Linked DNA regions of Homo sapiens: region 2 is linked to region 1. Evidence: chromatin loops called from intact Hi-C (ENCODE). Cell type or tissue: CD4-positive, alpha-beta T cell. All regions are shown on one strand. Each heading gives the region's core, and the rest is flanking DNA. Links, peaks and the distances in the headings are about the cores only.

Region 1 (11,048 bases), core at 3,049-11,048:
GGAATGCCTTGGTAAGTAAAAAGGCATCTATATTTAATAACTTTTATCCAGATGGCAACATATTTGCAAAATTTGCCCAGATCCTATTACAATACTAAAAATAGAAAATTTCACCTCCATATTCCTGAGGTGTAATTTCATTAGACTAGTTTTAGTTTAAAAAGACCTTCTTCAGATTGGACCAAATAATACTTATAAGATCAGCAGAATGTTGAATATTAGCTCACTGGGGTGGGGAGAAGCCACTACCATTTTTTAGGTGATGGGGATGCCACTGAGTTGCAACGGCTAGACCTTTTCAGGGTGGTTGTGTCCATGTTTGCCTGATTGGATGCTTATTCACTTTGTGTTTTCTTTTGTTTTATTTTGTCCAATTTTGTCTTTAGCTGTGTTTATTAACTTCTCCGGTCTTGTTTTGTTTTAATGCTCTTGGCCCAGTGGGTGTCAAGAACACTGGCTTAATTCAAGTCAGTTGATTTTTTTTCTATTAAAACTGTTGTTAAAATATTTTTTAAAACAAAAACATTATTTGTGCCCTCTTTTATATATGTCAAAGGGACACTGTCAAGTATTTCATTTTTAGATTTTTGTTTTATAAAATTTCTGTTGTTCATATAGTATCCTTTAACCTCTAGTTTTCCATACATCCTTTGTTTGTTTCTCATTTTATTTTCCTTGACCCATTTATTTCCCAAGGCACAATCACTAAAGACTTTGTACTTTCACAGTCTGTTAATGTGGTAGCACCTGTAACTGTGTTCTTGTTCTGTTAAAAGGATTGATTTGCTTTTATAGTCCTTGTGCTGGATGAGTGGCTGCCTCAGTAGCAAAACTACCTGACAGTATTTGACAGTGTCCTTTCCAGCACCATTATTTGGGTCTTTCAGGGTGGCCATCTCTGTTAGAAGACAGTAGCATGTTAACATCACTGCATTGAGTTTTTGTCTGGTGTAAAGTATGACTTTTAATGTAAACAAACTGCAGGTTTTTTTCAAACTAATTTTAAGAATTTAGTCTTATTTCGTTGTAAACTGTGTATCTAATTATATTACATTACTCTGTTCAGATGGGATGGTTACTACCACTTGTCCATGATTTTCATTTGAAAAGCAAGTATCTATATCATTTCCCCCCAGTCAGCATTATTTAACACTCCCCTTAACTGTCTTTGAACTTTCTCTTTTAACAAAAATGTCAAGTCTTTATAGTTGTAATATCACCATGTTTCCCATTTCTGTTAATACTTCTATGAACCCCTAAAGTATTGAAGGGAACTAGCTGTCAGTTTCAAGGATTACAAGTTTGAGTCTCCTAGTATTCAACATCATTCTGAACCCTGAAATAATATTTTTCTCTGTTAAACAATTTTTATCTGTTTGCCACCTCTGTTGTTAGAGGTGGTTGTCAATTGACCTTACTAAGTTAGCTGTCTTTGATGAGGAATTATTGTTATTGGTTCCTGAATAAAACATTAACCTTTTAAGTCAGAAGGAACCTCGGTACTTCTTAAGGTTTGTTTGTGTTTTCTAAAACCAGAGAATAAGGAACTGATTTGGCTATGAGGTTTAACATTATAATTTTCTGTAAGCTTTCCCACAAAAAAACATTGTTGATTTGAGGATATAATAATGTTTTAATCTTTTTAAAATATAAGTGGTTATTCTCTGACTTGGTAACTATGTTCTGAAAACACTGCATTTAAGAATTTTTAAAAATTGGTTTTCTAAAATTAAAATGTCCAAATTAGGCATATTGCTGAGCTCAAATTGATGTGAAATGCCATGGTTCCAGTTGAATTTTAAGCATATTTTCATTTAGATATAAAATATATGAAGTATGCTTTGTTGATTATAGTGAGAACCCATGACATAGTTAACCAAAGAATATGTTTGGTTCAAATAAAAATAGAAGCTTAATACTGGGCATTCATACTTTTTAAAGAGAATGAATGAAGAAATCGGTTTCCTGCTGTAGTTCTCTATGGGTAAGTCTTAGTAAAGACGAGAATGCTGAAGTCGGCCGTGGCGATTCCCTCCTAGGAACTGGGAGGTGTGGCTTGCCCATTACCCGCTTGAAGCTCACATCTTTACCCTCCTCTCCCACTGTGGTTTGATCTTCACCTATTCCCAGGCCCTCCCAGCAATTGGAGAGGTGTCTTTTTTTTTGGTTTTGGTTTTTTTTCTCCCCGTCTGCATTCTTAGGCCTCTTAGCTATTAGGAACTGTCAGATACATACTAGTAGCTAATTTTCCTAGCCTGAAATTATATACTGCATCTGCACTATGTACCTACTAGGGATCTGACCTCAAGTGTTTTCTGAGCCCAGGCTTCCTGGTGTGGTGTCTTTTACCACATAAAATTATTACAAATTGCAAATGTTGGTATTGTGATTTGATTATCTGTACAAAGAAAGAAGCTCTATGCAGTGAGTTTGTGGTTTAATGGTCACAAAAATGTTAGCACTGCTACCACTCAGCACGTGTAAAATTTTTTAAATTTATAAATATTAAAATTTTAAACTTACACTAAGACTTTTCAGTTTTATTTAAAGACCCAGGGATGAGTGTACTGTTTAAATATTTACCTCTATTAACATAACTAATGAAGGTATAAAATTGCATTTAGTTTTTCAGAAGATGCTGCAATATGATTTTAGGAAATAAGGCTATGTATTGAGCCAGTTATAGGCTGAATATCAGGTTGATAAAATTTTATTTGTATTTTTAAAATTCATAAATGGGAGTTAAAATGTGTCTTTTCACTAAATATTTTTATTACATTTTTGTTTTGACCATGTGTGATTTGTTCATGGGTATTTAGCTAGACTCTTTTATGAAATGCATTGAAATGGTGCTAGTTTGTTTACCATTATAGGAAGATTGACACTGGGGACATTACACGGTCCTAAAATAATTTTAAATTTAAAAAAATGAAGACATCTGTACAGATAAAAATCAAGATTTGCATCACCTTCTGGGAGAACCCGTGGTACTCACAGAATATCCAGTATTAGAAATATAAAAATTTTGTCTATATTTTATAATATTTATCTCAGCCCACAGTCTTAGAAACAGTTTCACAGTTACTAGTTAAGTCATTATCTTTGGTGCATATTTAGTAAATACTTTTAGCAAGTCATTCTTTTTGGCCTTTCAGGGAAAGTGGTGAATTACCATATTACTGTGTGCTAGATAGATCCACCCTTTGCCCAGTGTTAAATCTTGTAAACATATGAAGTGAAAAGTTAATTTTTAAAGAAAATGCATCTTTAAAATGTTCATTTTTAACCTGAATTTGCTTTGAATATTCTTTGATTTGTAATGTTGTTATTTAGCTTATATTGAGATTTATTCCACTCCAAAGGTGGATAAAGAAAAGTTGTTTAAGAAAACCAATTAGAGTGTATTTTGAATTTTTGTTTCTTTCATTACCAAGTGTGGGGCCATACACACAGGCTAATCATCTGTCATTTGAGACCCACAGATGATTTCAAAGGTCCCAAATAAATACACATCTATAACTGTTTTTTAAAAGACATCTTTAATGGTGCTCTCCAAAAATACAATTCGGTTGCTTATGAGTGATGCCTTTGACAGGCTGATTAGATTATAAAACAGTTTTGTTTTTTTAAACATAGGGTCTCAGATTGAGTCTTGTGCATTCTATGTAATCTCAAATGGCAGTTCAGTTTGACTTTCTTTTAAAACTAAGTGGAAATGGTATATTTGGTGAAACTAATGAAAGAATCTTTTGCTGGGAAATTCCATACAGCACCCCCAGCAGCATCCTGTCTCAGTCTGGCGTATAATTCAACCTCCTACTGAGTGTCCCTGTAAATTATTTTTAATATATAGCATGAGAGTGAACTGAGGTAAGTCATTGATGTTTCCCAGAGATGATGAATGAACAAAAGCAAATAGGATCTGCTAAACATTTTTATTCCCACAGTAGTGAGCAGTTTTGTTCTTGTTTTGATAATGTTCATTTCTGCCTAATCTTAGGCTTCAAATACACCTTTAAGAAAGCCCAAGATGTATTGAGTAGTAGAACTTCTTATTTGTACACCTGTTTATAACTGCACTGCCCTGGATGTTATGGTTATTTCTAAGGACTGACCTGGTAAAGCTACTTGAACTGGTAGACTGCAGGGTAGAGGCAGACCTAGATTCAATGTCTAACTAAGCTGCTTAGGGCTTACATTAATTTCCACAGGTCTGTTATCCATATCATGAGTTTATAAGTGTTCCTCCCAAAGAAAAAATTTAAAAGTGATGGATGAAATATAATAGTAGATGCTCAATAAATTCCATTGTATTTAAAGATTATTTCTGAAAACAGATTTCATTTCATTAGACAAATGTATCATAACACTAAGTCTGATACCTAATAGTCAATTGCTTTTAAATACATGCTGTAATATCTTCATATTGATACTACGTTATAGCCCTAACCACAACCACCCTAGGGATATTGGGGTAGACTTCACCATATTATTTACTGTACTTTTTTTTAAAAAATGAGAAAATGGATCTATTTATGTTAACTATCTTAGTCTGTTCTATTTAATTCAACTATCTTACTCTGTGCTATTAGAATACCTGAGACTGAAGAACAGAAACTTACTTCTTTCATTTCTGGAGGCTGCCCTTTGACTTCCATCATGTGGAAGAGGCAAGCAAGCCATCACCAGATGGTGGCGAGAGAGAATCAACTCCCTCCTTCAAGCCCCTTTGTAATGGGACCTAATTTTATTCATTAGGGAGGAACTCTCTTGGCCTAATCACCTCTTAAAGGCCCCACCTCTTCATACTGGCACATTGGCAACAATTGAATTTTGCAAGGGAGCTATTCAAACCACAGCAACAAGGATTTTATTTTCTGCTGAATAGGCACCTATTATTTCTACAACAATGAAAAAATCCTGGCCGGGCGCGCGGTGGCTGACGCCTGTAATCCCAGCACTTTGGGAGGCTGAGGCGGGCGGATCACGAGGTCAGGAGATCGAGACCACCCTAGCTAACACGGTGAAACCCTGTCTCTACTAAAAATACAAAAAAAAAAAACAAAAAGCTGGGCGTGGTGGCGGGCAGCTGTGGTCCCAGCTACTCGGGAGGCTGAGGCAGGAAAATGGCGTGAACCCGGGAGGCGGAGCTTGCAGTGAGCCGAGATCGCGCCACTGCACTCCAGCCTGGGCGACAGAGCGAGACTCCGTCTCAAAAAAAAAAAAAAAAAAAAATCCTAACGGTGATTCCCAAAGTGAGTTTAATTAGTAATTTTTTAAAATAATTGTTGTTAAATAGTTTTGATAAATAAAACAGGTTTCTTTAGTGCATTAAGTTGAAGGCTTTAATACATTAATGCCTATGGTGAAACTCAGAAGAAGAGTTTAATCAGATTTTCCTCATTTTACTTTATACAGTCTTTTCTCAAAGTACCTTACAGGACTAGAAATCTAAGGAATGTCCTTTGCAACATGCTTAGGATAATTCGAATAACTCTGTGATAAAGCACTCAATGGAAGAAAAACAAACACCTGAATCTGTTTTTGTACTTACAGGTAATTTGTTGTTGTTTTAAGAAAAACTGAGTCTAGTGTGGTTTGTTTTGTTTTGTTTTTTTGAGACAGAGGCTCCCTCTGTCACCCAGGCTGGAGTGCAATGGCGTGATCTTGACTCACTGCAACCTCCACCTCCCGGGTGTAAGCGATTCTCCTGCCTCAGCCTCCCAGGTAGCTGGGAATACAGGCGTGTGCCACCACACCGGGCTAATTTTTGTATTTTTAGTAGAGATGGAGTTCCGCCATGTTGACCAGGCTGGTCTCAAACTCCTGACCTCAGGTGATCTGCCCACCTTGGCCTCCCAAAGTACTGGCGTGAGCCCTGCACCTGGTCCCAAGTCTGGTTTACTTTCTTTTTTACACCATTTCTGAAGAGAAGCAAGACGAACAAAAATCACTGGTGAATACACAAAAGGAATAATTCCTGAATTGAAGACATCCTTCATATCCAATTTAACTGGACAAGTAATTTCCCCTTTAATGAGAATAAGTACTCCTTTGATATTTTACATGTTTATGATTTGCAAAAACCATTAAATTACAGTGCATAGGTTTCACCAGGAAAATATGAATCTTACTGTATTACTCTCATGCTGTCTGAGCAATCAGGTCTAGTGAAGGTACAAAAAACTCTGACATCTGTGGTCACTTTCATAGTAAAAATAGTATATAGTAAAATACATGAAGATAACATGTCTTACATGCTATTAAAGCAATGTCAGCTTTGAAAGAAAATGATCTACTGTTTCAGACTCAATTTGACTGAATGTAAACTTCTGTTAAAGTAGTTATAAGCTAGGGCAGTCTTATTTACTGAACACCACCTCCATAAAAAATGCACTCATAAAAGTTGGTTATTGTTTCTCAGTTTGTGTTAAATTTCTTTTAGTTTTTTAAATATATTTTCTTCCTGTTCCTTTTCCAGAATACACCTGATCTTGAAATATTTGGTTAATAGACTTGTCATCAATTCAAAACAAAGTCAAAATGTAGCATGGGTTATTATAAACTGGAAACAGTTCTTAAAATAGAAATTATAGTACACCCAATGTTATAAACCTGTTTCATTAACTACTTACTGAATAGCATCATTTGCCAGCTGAACAGTTTATATCCTTACCTTATACCAGAAAGGATTTTCACATTGCTCAGCAGAATATATAAAATTTAGCAAGATCATGAAATTGGTAAAGAAAATGGAGGAAAGAGAGGGTAGAAGCATAATACAGATTGATTTCTTGGGGAATTGGAAACAAATACTTTGTATCACTTATAATTTGGTAGCTGCTAAAACGTAAGGGAACCTTTCAATAATCAGTGCCTGTATGTGCAAGATAATTAAGGTGTTGTTGACAAAAATCATACATACTTACGGCGCTTGATGTCTAAATACATATATTGACCAACTCATTCAAAACTGAAGACTCTGAAAGACTAACAAGTTTTAAAGGTTCCCCCCCGCTACCGCCAATCCTGTCAATTTTACCAAAGCCTCAATTTGATGTCAACATTTAAAGTCAACGATTTGATTTAAAAAGACTGAGCAGACAATCGACCAATGAAGCCTTGACTTTGAAAATCTACGTGACTCAGTGCAAAATAGTGGGTTTAACTTTAATTAGGATCTTAATTTTTTTTTTTTTAGATGTTGCCTTGCTCTGTCGCCCAGGCTGGAGTAGCTGTGGTGCGATCTCGGCTCATTGTAGCCTCTGCCTCCCGGGTTCCAGCGAGTCTCCTGCCTCAGCCTCCTGGGTAGCTGGGATTACAGGCGCACGCGACCACGGCCAGCTAATTTTTGTATTTTTTAGTAGAGACGAGGTTTCACCATGTTGGTAAGGCTGGTCTCGAACTCCTGACCTCAGGTGATCCGCCCGCCTCGGCCTCCCAAAGTGTTGGGATTACAGGCGTGAGCCACCGCGCCCTGCCAGGGCCTTCATTTTTTTTGTTGTTGTTGTTTTTTTGCTACCATTCTTGGGGGCGGCTGATGAGACAAGCGAAGGAACGACTCCAGGCTGGAGACGGCCCTCAGTGTTGTAAACGCGGGATTGAGACGCTGCGGGGAGATGGCCTGCCTTGCGCAAGGGCCTGGGCGGGAGGGCCTGCGCCTGCGCTAGCGAGACTGGCTAGCCACTCCCACTGCACACGGCGAGTCTGGGCGACTGCGCACGCGCGGCTGGTGAGTGGCGGGTTCGGGCGCAGCTGTAGGGTTGGCTGCGCGCCGCCGAGGCGTTTTGGACTGGGTTAGGTGCCTTTTGTGTGTTTGTTTCTCACCTTTTTTCCAGGGTGGTAGTGGTGGAAGAGTTTAATTAGCAGTGGCTGGCGGATTCCTGAGGGAAGGAGCTGGCGCCGGCCTGAGAGTGGATCCTGGTTGCTGTGTTAGGCGCTGTTGGGCCTCGCGTCCCGGTCGCCGGAAGGCGCCGCGTCCTGTGCCGCGCACGTTGGCGCCCGGGCCTTAGGCAGCCTTGGTGCTGACGGGGAAATTAACCCCCAGGCTACGGCAGCGCGTGGAGGCCTCCCTTCCCTCCGAGTAGAAACAGGACTCGGCCTGCTGTCCTTTTCATCTTTGCCCTCAGAAGTTCGCTGATGGAGTTTGCGAAATGCCCAGGCCTGACTGTCCGCTCCTGGAGGGCGGGCACCCGCGGCGCCTGTCGCTGGGGCTTCTGAGGCAGGTCCCTTGCAGGATGCGGGTGCTGCGAGGTGGAGTAGACTAGGACGCGGGCGGCTTTACTGCGAAACGGGCAGTAGCTTCGGAGGTGCAGAAGAAGTGCTGGGACGATAGCGGGTCCCTACCGGGAGGGAGCCACATGTCAGACAGGAAGGCCTTCCTTATAGGGGTTGTGGTTACATGGGGCGTACATCACAACGTCGCACTGCACACGTACGACCTGCATTTCATTGTAAGCATTACCTCCTTTTTAAAGTTAATTTAAAAACAGGATAAATAGAATTCTGGAAAGCAAGAAGGAAGGAACTGTTTGAGGCAGGGGGACTCAAAGATGAAAACAGAATGAAAACCTTTGGCCCTTTTCTGGACGTAAATTGGATTAAGGGGAGAATCATCCAGCAATTTATAAAAAGTATTTGGAGAATATCTAGGCCTTACCCATTCATAGAGGGAGCCTTGCTCTCCTGCGGTTTACTGGAGTCTGGGATGGCTCCTAGGTTAATGCTCTTTGCTCTGAATCACACTATCTTAACCTAATTTCACACAAGAATGAATGTTGAAATTACAGTATGGTGGTTTTGCCCTAAGTAAATTTGATAACATGGAAATTGAGTAATTTTATCCAAAAAGAGACTAACCACAGCCCCTGAGAAGCCAGCTAATCCCTGCTTATGCTGCAAGCTAACGTGTCCGCCCCTTTGCTCATGCTGTTCCATCTTTCTGAAGTCTTCACTCTTCATCCTTACCTTTTCCTGAGGCCGAGTTGAAGCTCCACCTGCTCTTTCACTCCTCTCCCCACTCAGGCCCTCCACTCTGATCCCATGGCGTGAATGGTGCTTCTCTATAGAGGGCCTCCACCTTACCGTTGGTGTTCGCCATGTGTCTGCCTAACCTAGAATTTCTCAACTGCAGCTTGTAGGGCGGGATACTTCTTTAATGTGGAGGGCTGTCCTGTGAATTTTAAGTTCAGCAGCCTCTACCCACCTGATGCCAGTAGCACCCTCCTTCCCATTTACGGCAACCAAAAATGTCTCTAGGCATTGCCAGATGTTCCCCTTAGCGACAAAAGGGCTCCTCATTCTGTGAGAACTGCTGATTTAGAGTCTGAGCCACATAAGGTCCAAGGTCAGCTTAATAATAATATAATTTCAATATAATCCATAGGTACAAGTTTTAAAATCTAAAGAAAAAAATTTTTTTTACTGCCACTTGTGGGGCAGGGCCAGCCATAGACAGTGTGCCCAGAGTAGCCAGAAAAAATTTAAAAATAATAATAATATAACACAGTACTTCCCAGCTCTTTTGGATTTGAAAAATCTCATAAACCCCCTTAGAAATTTTAAAAACAATAAAGATATGATAAAATAGTGATTTAAAAAATAGTTAAAAATAGGTTCATTTAATTTAATTTTTTTTTTTTGAAATGTAGTCTCACTCCTGTCATTCAGGCTGGAGTGCAATGGCGAGATCTCAGCTGACTGCAACCTCCATCTCCTGGGTTCAAGCGATTCTCCTGTCTCAGCCTCCTGAGTAGCTGGCGCTATAGGTGCCTGCCACCACACCTGGGTAATTTTTGTATTTTTAGTAGAGACAGGGTTTCACCATGTTGGCCAGGCTGATCCCGAATTCTTTACCTAAGGTGATCTGCCCGCCTCGATCTCCCAAAGTGCTTGGATTACAGGCGTGAGCCACCACTCCCGGCCATTTCATTTAATCTTTGATGTTTATCTTGCTAACAGATTTCAGTTTTCCTCATTAGAAGAAGTGATGCACTTTTGAACTCACTTTAACAATGTAGGAAACTTCTACGATTCCTAAAATTGCAGCCCCCTATGCTCTCCATGTGTTCCTCCATTAATCTTATTGTCATCTAACATTTATTTCATATGTATTGTTTTAGTCTGTCTTTTCCTCTCTAGAATGTAAGCTCCAAGAGAATAAGGACTTTGAGACTCATCACCAAGAACAGTGCTTTCTACAGGGTAGAAAATGATTATCAAAGGAATGGATTTGGTACTCTTTATACTTTCATTTTGGGATCAAATTCTTATATAGATTGGAATTTAATTGCCTTTTACAGCTATGAAAGGCGACAATTTTATTAAATTGCTCTTTGGAATTCCTTGTTTTGCATTTATAGTCAACTGGTTCCTTTTTGGTTTTCATGTTTTATTTCTAAGTGATTAACAAGTTACAGGCTGTTATTTAAAAGCCCTTCTTCAGTGACGCAGCTGTGGAAAGTACTAATAAAAATGGAATTGGCTGGGCATAATGGCTCATGTTTGTAATCTTAGCACTTTGGGAGAACAAGGTGGGTAGATCACTTGAATCGAGGAGTTCAGGACCAGCCTGGGCAACATGACGAGACCCCCGTCTCTACAAAAATTAGCTGGACATGGTAGTGTGCATCTGTAGTCCCAGCTACTCAGGAGGCTGAGCTGGGGTAATTGCTTGAGCTGGGGAATTTGAGGCTGCAGGGAGCCACAATCGCACCACTGCACTCCAGCCTGGGCAGCAGAGTGAAACCCTGTCTCAAAAAAAAAAAAAAATTTATATGTCAAGGATAAATATATATGCATATGTGTGTATGTATGTGTCTGCATATGTATATGGACACACTCATATACACACACAAACACACTTTTATTTTTCTTTCAGTTCTAGGCAGTATTGTGGTGCAGCCTTTTTTAAGGAACTTGTACTCTTCGATTTTGCCAGGCAATATTGGCTTTTACTAGTTGCCTGATTTTTCTCCTGAATGAAAAGAACTCACAGTTCTGAAATACCAAATTGAAACCTTTTAGTTGTTTGCAGATCATTTTGCCAT
Region 2 (8,000 bases), core at 1-8,000, 63 kb after region 1:
GTTCCTTAGGCTGAGATGGGAGGATCCCTTGAGCCTGGGAGGTCGAGGCTGCAGTGAGCCATGATCACGCCACTGCACTCCAGTCTGGGTGACAGAGTGTAACTCTGTCTCAAAAAAATAAAAACAAAAAAAGATGTATAGATATATCTATATTTCAAAATAAAACTTTTAAGTTAAAAAAAATTTTTAATGCAAATTCTCAGACTTAACACTACATCCAAGGAGTCGGAAGCTCTCCACACTAACAAGCTGTCCAAGTGATCTGTTTCACTCATTTAAGCTGGGGAGTCACTGATTCAAATGAATCAGCAGAAACCCATTTCTGGCTGCACAGTCAACAACGTAAGCGCTATCCCTAAAGGCTAGCTAGCCATTGGCTAAGCTCGGATCTATCTATCGATTTGCAGCTGATGGCAAACAACTGGATGATTGCATTTCCCAAGTGGGTGTGAATTTCATGACCATACCGGCCCAGGACTTCTACATTTCCTCTAATGAGTACATAAGGTCATTATTAACCCAGTAAGCAATCAGTGTTGCCAATGGGATGGCTTCCCTGGAGGCACACAAATGAGCTTATAAAAAATAGTAATCAGTGTCCCCCCCACCCCCAGAGATTCTGATTCAATTGCTCTAGAGTGGAGCGGGGGGCTGGTCTTTTTTAAAACCTCCCCAGATAATTCTAATAGACAGCCCTGGTATAGACCAGTTGGTCTCTATGTTTAAGAGAAGTAATGAGTCACGAAGACAGGTTTGTGTTAGCCTTCCGATCTCTCACTTTCCCTTTGGAGCAAGCCCAGCAGCTGGGAGGGGGAATGGTTTTGAGACCACAGGGGAAGGAAGGGGCAGGACCACCACATTGGAAGCACTATGTGCAGCCAGGACGGCTGTGGGGCCAGGGCCGGGTATAGTAGGGCTCTGGTGGCTGGCCAGGGAGTAACTGGAGACCACAAACAGCTTCCCTGTTGCCAAGCCATGGCCAGCAGACCCATCAGCTCCACCCTCCTTCCATGAGCTAAGGCCCCAGGGAGCCAAAGATCTTCAATATGTGCTGCCAAGAAGCTCTGAAAAATGCTTTTCTGGCCCCCACAAGAAAACATCAGTCGTGCATTTCTCATGAAACAGGACATGGAAAAATCAGCCTGGGATAGCAATGAGGTCTGCCCAGGGCACGGATCCCCACTGGCTTCCCCAGGCCAAGGAGAACTAGCGGTCAGTCCTGCCCTGTCTGGGTACTGAGGTTGACTTTGGTGCAATCCTGAACTTAACATCAAGGTCAGGGCTCCAGAATGAACCCGGCTCCTCTGCCAACTGAGCTGGCTCAGGGCTATTAGGAAAAAGAAGGCTTAGCCTGCCCACCCTCTCCTCTCACTCGTGAGGAAACTGAGGCACCAACAGAGTAGCGGACTTGTCCAAAGTCTTCCAGCTCTCCTGGGTTAGCCCAGCCGCCCGCACTGCCCCCCACAGCCAAGCTGCCTAAGCCTCACGGTAATAACAGATGCGGTGTGCGGTTTGTGGCTATTTAGCAGCCAGCCAGGCACTTGGTAAACAGTGAGGCTACAACAAGGAAATCCATTTATTCTGGGGAAATTCGTTCATCTGGGAGGTAGGGGAAGAGGAGAGAAAGACTAATGTTTTGGAAAAGAATTTGGAAGATAATTCAGAAAAAAAAGTTTTACAGAGGGAAAGGGAGAAAAAGAAATGAGAATGAGAACCCACATTTCTTGAAGGGTTTTATTTTGTCATGGCAAATGCCACACATTCATTGCAGCTGGGAAACATCTCTTCAAAGGAAAAACACGACTCATGCCCACGGGGTGGCTTAACTCTCCGCCCGGGGGAAGCTGCAGAATCTGGGTTCAGAGCCATCTTTGAAGTGTCTGTCCTTGGGGCAGGCGCCTGTGCGCACCAAGGGGGGAGTCCACCCGACCGCCAGTGAGTCAGTTGTCGCCACAACACTGGTTATGAGGAATAATCACTATCACAACATGAGCCTGGACTCTTTAATTCCGGAAGAGTTTCCGGTAGATTCTTTTCTCTTTGGCCTCTTATTTAGTGAGCAGTGTGCTCATTGCCAGTTTTTCATGTGTCACTTCTGGAAGACAGACACCATGAGGAATTTCACTTCATGGCATGTGGGGAACTTCCTGAATTTGCCCAAATCATTCTGTTGGCATTAGGGCACATGCATTTTATTCAGGTGAGGAGCATTGCAAGAGGCGCTGATGGAATGAAATATTATCATCATCCCTGGTTACTCTAAGAATGCTAAAGTAAAACCCAGGCAGTAAGGGGAAAATAACTATCAAAGCAAAACGAACATACCTATTTTCAGAACGAGAGACTTTAATCCCATAACAATGCTCCTGACAATGCTTTTATTTTTACCCTGTGAAACAGTGATAGGTGCAGTAGAGCCTGCTGTATTTTAAGAAGCTGGGGCAAGGGGGGAGTAGCGGGGTCTGTGCTGTACCTTGGCCAGTTCAAGGTCATTTAAGCATACAAACATTTTAGGGGGAAAATACCAACATTTCTTAAATAAGCTGCTTTAAACAATGAGTTTCTCTTTTTCTCCAAGAATGAATGAGGATGAACAATGTCCCGCCGGCCGTCTCACAGGCTGTGACTGAGACCTTCCCAGCCAGGCAGCAGAGCCCTCTGTCCTTCACTCTTCCTTTCTCTAACGCCCTCGTTTTCTCAACAAAGCGTTGTCATTAGAGGATGGCGGCGAAAGGACACTGCACCTGTGCTCATGTACTATGTGCAGAGACTCCGTGAAGGCGTGGCTTAGTTTGCTTTAAGACATTAGAAAATAACCCACAGTTTGGAAGCAGGGACCCAAGGAAAAACGTTATAAAAAAGAAAGAGGGAGGGAGGGAGGAAGGAAGGAAGGAAAGAAGGGAGGGAGGGAGAGAGGAAGGAAAGAAGGGAGGGAGGAAGGAAGGAAAGAAAAGAAAGGAAAAAAGAAAAAAGAGAAAGAAAGAGAAGAAAGAAAAGCACCTCCCATCCCCAAATTCCACAGACCACGCGGTGGGCCGGCCCGGGCAGCCAGTGCGCTGGGCGAGGACGCTGGCGCCGTGCTGCCCCCTGTCGGCCAGAGACGCCGCTGCAGACACCTTCGCCAGCCGGTGCTCAAGACAGTGGGGACGCGCGTACCACAGGGGTCTCAGCCTGCAGGGTGGGGTTTTTTTTTTTTTTTAGCGTCGGCACACACATTTGAAAGTGCATAAAAGAGAGACATGCATTTGTTAAAGGGGTAGAGGATAAATGGGAGTTTGTTTTTGAGACGTAGTTTTGCTCTGTCACCCAGGCTGGAGTGCAACGGCGCGATCTCGGCTCACCGCAACCTCCGCCTTCCGGGTTCAAGCGATTCTCTTGGCCTTAGCCTCCTGAGTAGCTGGGATTACAGGTGTGCGCCACCACACCCGGCTAATTTTGTATTTTTAGTAGAGATGGGGGTTTCACCATGTTGGTCAGGCTGGTCTTGAACTCCTGACCTCATATGATCCACCCGCCTTGGCCTCCCAAAGTGCTGGGATTACAGGCATGAGCCACTGCACCCGGCCTGGTGTCTTAACAAGAAGGATAGCTGTAGTGAGGATAACTTTCTCTAACATTATACTCCTAATCTTTCTCTAATGTTATAACCCCTTAGATAAATTTTTTAAAAAAGATTTGATGGAGAGAAAGTGATGCGAACAGTACCTTGTGACTGCAGGAGGAGTGTCAGGGTCTGTGGTTCCTGGCTGTATTCCAGGGGGCCTGCCCACCAGCCCCTAGACAATATTTGATGAATGAATGTGACCCTGGGTTTCAATATCGGTCAAGTGGAATAATTAATGGACAGCCCACATGGGAAACAGGTCGCAGTGAATGGGCCATTGCTGAACTGCCCACAGGTAACTGGAAGCTGAACTTGGGCACATTTAGTAAGTAGGGGATATCCTTAGGTACACTGAGAGCCGCCAGTCTTCACAGCTGTATAGCATTTTATCTGACTAGCTGCCTATAGGCGGTCATTCAGGTGACTTCCAGTCTGTATCCCACATCTGTATCCCAAGGTGGCGCTTTTCAAATGAAATCCCTGAAGGGAATTTATTTTCTTGTGATTTCCCCTCTTCCCCAATGTCATCTGCTGAAATTCTGGTACTTGGGTTCTCCACAGGAAAATACCGGCTTCCTTCAGCCGGGGTACCTGAACCGTACCTGCACTGGGCTGCTGGGGAGGGTCTCATGGCCTCTTCGAATGCCGTTGGTGACCTAGGGTGTCTATTTGAAAGTTACTTGACCTCCTGTCCCCTGTTCTCCCTACTCTCCTTTACTCTCTGCTATGGTCTGTGTCCCTCCAACAGCTCATGTGTTAAAAACTCAGTTGCCATGGTAACAGTGTGGGAGGCGGGGCCTTGAAGAGGTGACTGGGTCAGGAGGGCTCTGCCATCCTTGGAGGGGTTCCTGGTAAAAGGATGAGTTCCGCCCTTCCCTCTCTGTCACTTGCTTCCACCTTCCAGCGTGGGACGACTCTCACCAGATGCCAGCACCAGACCCTTGGGCTTTCCAGCCTCCAGAGCCATGAGCCAAATCAACTTGTACTTTTTTTTTTCTTTTTTTGAGACAGAGTTTCACTCTTGTTGCTCAGACTGGAGTGCAATGGCATGATCTCAGCTCACTGCAACCTCCACCTCCCCAGTTCAAGTGATTCTCCTGCCTCAGCCTCCCGAGTAGCTGGGATTACAGGTGTGTGCCACCACGCTCAGCTAATTTTGTATTTGTAGTAGAGCTGGGGTTTCTCCGTGTTGGTCAGGCTGGTCTTGAATTCCTGACCTCAAATGATCCACCCACCTCAGCCTCCCAAAGTGCTGGGATTACAGGCGTGAGCCACCACGCCTGGCCAACTTGTACTCTTTATAAATTACCCGCTCTGTGGTATCTGTGATGGCAGCAGAAAATAGCCTAGGACACTCCTTGTCCTTTTCTTTGTTTACCTCCCGACTACAGCTATCCATAGAGTTGTTTACTGTAAAATAAATTAGGTGTAGTTTCTTAAATTGTCCAGAGGAAAGGAGTTAAAGAAGAAAGTAACAAGGCCTAAAAATAAATTATTGCACATTATTCATAACCTAGAGAAAAGTTATCTTTAGACGACTACCAAAAATTGGAAAACATAAGCTGTTAAAAAATATTCAGAGTACTGTACTGGTAGGTGTTTATCTTTGGGGTTTCTTTTTTTTTTTTTTTTTTTTTTTTAGACAGAGTTTTGCTTTTGTTGCCCAGGCTGGAGTGCAGTGGCGCGATCTCAGCTCACCGCAACCTCCGCCTCCCAGGTTCAAGTGATTCTCCTGCCTCAGCCTCCCAAGTAGCTGGGATTACAGGCATGTGCCACCATGCCCGGCTAATTTCGTATTTTTTTTTTTTTTTTTTTTTAGTAGAGATGGGGTTTCTCCATGTTGCTCAGGCTGGTCTTGAACTCCTGACCTCAGGTGATCCACCCACCTCGGCCTCCCAAAGCGCTGGGATTACAGGTGTGAGCCACTGCGCCCAGCCTGTCTTTGGGGTTTCATCATAAATGAATGACGTATATCTTAAACTTCAATAAACCTCAGTGTTCTTACAACATATTTCTTAATATATCAATCTGACTTTTAAAAACTTGCTGAGCAACCCAATTGACTTTATTTTTGGCATTTTTGTTTTTAAAGCTAAAGAGAAACAAACATTATGCCACAAAGTAAGTGAAAAAATATTTTTGTATTCTGGAAGCTGAATGTTGTTTTCTAACAGCACACTGGGTGGGACTTGGGCTAGACGGAACCAGAGAGGTCCAGGATGACTCCTGGCTCTACTATTTCCTGTCTGTCACCTGGGGCCAATACCTTCATCTTTCCAGGTCTGGGCTCCTCACCAGGAGCACAAACCAGCCATGGAGTCGCAGGAACTCTGAAAATCCATCCAGATGTCTGCAGTGCCTCTTCAGGAAGCCCCAGAGCCTTTAAGAGCAAACGGTGCCCTTCAACCAATGCCCTTGGTATGTCCCAGGCTGTTGTTTGTGCTGAAGCTTCATTTCCTCAGTATCTGCTTTTTTCTCGTGGTTGGAGAAATTCCCTTTCTGCTCTCAACTTAAAAACTAACATGTCTTTGAAATAAGGAATATGTGCACATGGCAGAAAACTTTAACAGATACAAGAGTAAAAAGTAGGTCTCCTCCCCAACTCCAGCCTCCAGAGACCCTCATAAGACGCACACAGAACCCACGTTCTAAGGATGCCTGTGTGCGTGTATGTGTAGGCGCTGAACACAGAATGTGTCATATGTACATATTACGTCATATTTTCCCTTTTAACGTAGAAATGGCAGCATGCTATATACCCCTTTCCCCGCTTTGTATTGGTGAGTGATTGATCCACTTATGACTTTTAGAGCTGCCTCATTCTTCCTTATAGTGTATAATATCTAACTCGGTGCCTGTTGGTGGATGTTTAGGTAGCTTCCAATCTCTTGCCATTGCAGCAGTGAACACATATCCTTGTACACATATCATTTGGCACGTGGGCAAGTGTGTCTGAAGGGGAAATGCTAAGTTAAAGGGTGTGTGAATTTAAAATCTTGATATTTAACACCAAATCGCCCTCCATAAAAGCTGTGCTGATTCATACCCCTGTACTTGGATGAGAATGCCTTTCCTTCACAACCTTGCCAACGTAGCCTGCTGGGTGCCAGGAAAAAAAAAAAAAAAAAGGGCTTCTTAGTATAGTCTCCACATGCACTTCACTGATGCCTGATGCTAGCGTTGCTTTCTGTGTCAAGCGTTTGAGTCATTTGACCTTCCTTCCCCGGGAACAGTCCCGATCTTTGCTCATCTTTCCATGATGTCACTGGTCCTTTTCTTTTCTTTCTTTCTTTTTTTTTTTTTTTTTTGAGACAGAGTCTCGCTCTGTCATCCAGGCTGGAGTGCAGTGGTACAATCTCAGCTCACTGCAAGCTCTGCCTCCTGGTGCCCACCACCACTCCTGGCTAATTTTTTTTTTTTTTTTTGTATTTTTAGTAGAGATGGGGTTTCACCATGTTAGCCAGGATGGTCTCGATCTCCTGACCTCATGATCCTCCTGCCTCGGCCTCCCAAAGTGCTGGGATTACAGGCGTGAGCCACCGCACCCGGCCGTCACTGGTCCTTTTCTTACTGATTTGTGGGAGCTCTTTAGGAATGAGCTCTTTGTGACTTGGGTTGCAAACATTTTTTCCCAGTTTGCCCTTGTATTTTTCTTATTTTACTTTACCAAGAAGAAATGGTGTGTAATTATGTAACTTCATTTCTCAATCTTGTCTTCTGTGACTTTTGGGGACTGTGAGCAGCTAAATAGGGCCTCCTCCACTCCAAGATTATAAATATAATTGCTTGTGTTTTTCTCTGCTTTTGTGGTTTTTTTACATTTAAATGTTTGATTCATCTGGAATTCATTTTCACAGAGGAGTGAGGCCCAGGCTGTCCCAACACCATTTACTGAATGACCCAGGTCTCCATTCCATCCGTATGGAAAGCCACCTTCCAAATGCCTATTGTAAAACTTATCCACCTAAAGTGATCCTTGCTGTGCCCATCAGTACTCCTGACGTTCAGTCCATCTCCCTATCTGTCTTTCTCAGCATTCTCTCTGACTGCTGTGCCTTTAGGGCGTGGTGGCTTGGGCCTGTAATCCCAGCACTTTAGGAAGCCAAGGCAGGCAGATCACTTGAGGCCAGGAGTTCGAGACCAGCCTGGCCAACATGGCGAAACCCTGTCTCTACTAAAAATACAAAAATTAGCTGGGCGTGGTGGCATGCACCTGTAATCCCAGCTACTCCAGAAGCTGAGACAGGAGAATTGCTTGAACCCAGGAGATGGAGGTTGTAGTCTGCCAAGATCATGCCACTGCATTCCAGCCTGGGTGACAGAGCAAAACCCTGTCTCAAAAGAAAGAAAGAAAGAAATACCACCTGACCCTGTGCCCAGCCTGCAGGTGGGCACT

What was found. Peaks named below come from ENCODE experiments on the same cell type or tissue, not always from the same donor. Only the 100,000 strongest peaks of a DNase experiment are listed, where the experiment ranks them.
Region 2: a loop joins it to region 1, with 5 times the contacts of the local background. A loop is called at or near these places in 44 of 110 quality-filtered maps.

Annotation. Positions count from the first base shown.
Region 1 is chr13:20,770,605-20,781,652 of GRCh38, reverse strand. EEF1AKMT1 (EEF1A lysine methyltransferase 1) reads left to right here and starts at 7,692. Exons shown (of 5, transcript NM_001318939.2): 1 at 7,692-7,732. It overlaps XPO4 (exportin 4), which reads left to right. Exons shown (of 23, transcript NM_022459.5): 23 at 1-4,324. RefSeq lists an enhancer at 8,118-8,337. In CD4-positive, alpha-beta T cell, for the core only: no CTCF peak of the experiment used is centred there; DNase peaks (open chromatin) are centred at 7,682, 8,022 and 8,352; H3K4me3 peaks cover 1,897 bases; H3K27ac peaks cover 2,251 bases.
Region 2 is chr13:20,707,873-20,715,872 of GRCh38, reverse strand. The region is part of intron 1 of IL17D (interleukin 17D); the gene reads right to left. Among named protein-coding and RNA genes, the nearest start is that of IL17D, 8.2 kb to the right of the region's middle. In CD4-positive, alpha-beta T cell, for the core only: CTCF peaks have their summits at 2,892 and 3,091 (motif pointing left); a DNase peak (open chromatin) is centred at 3,072.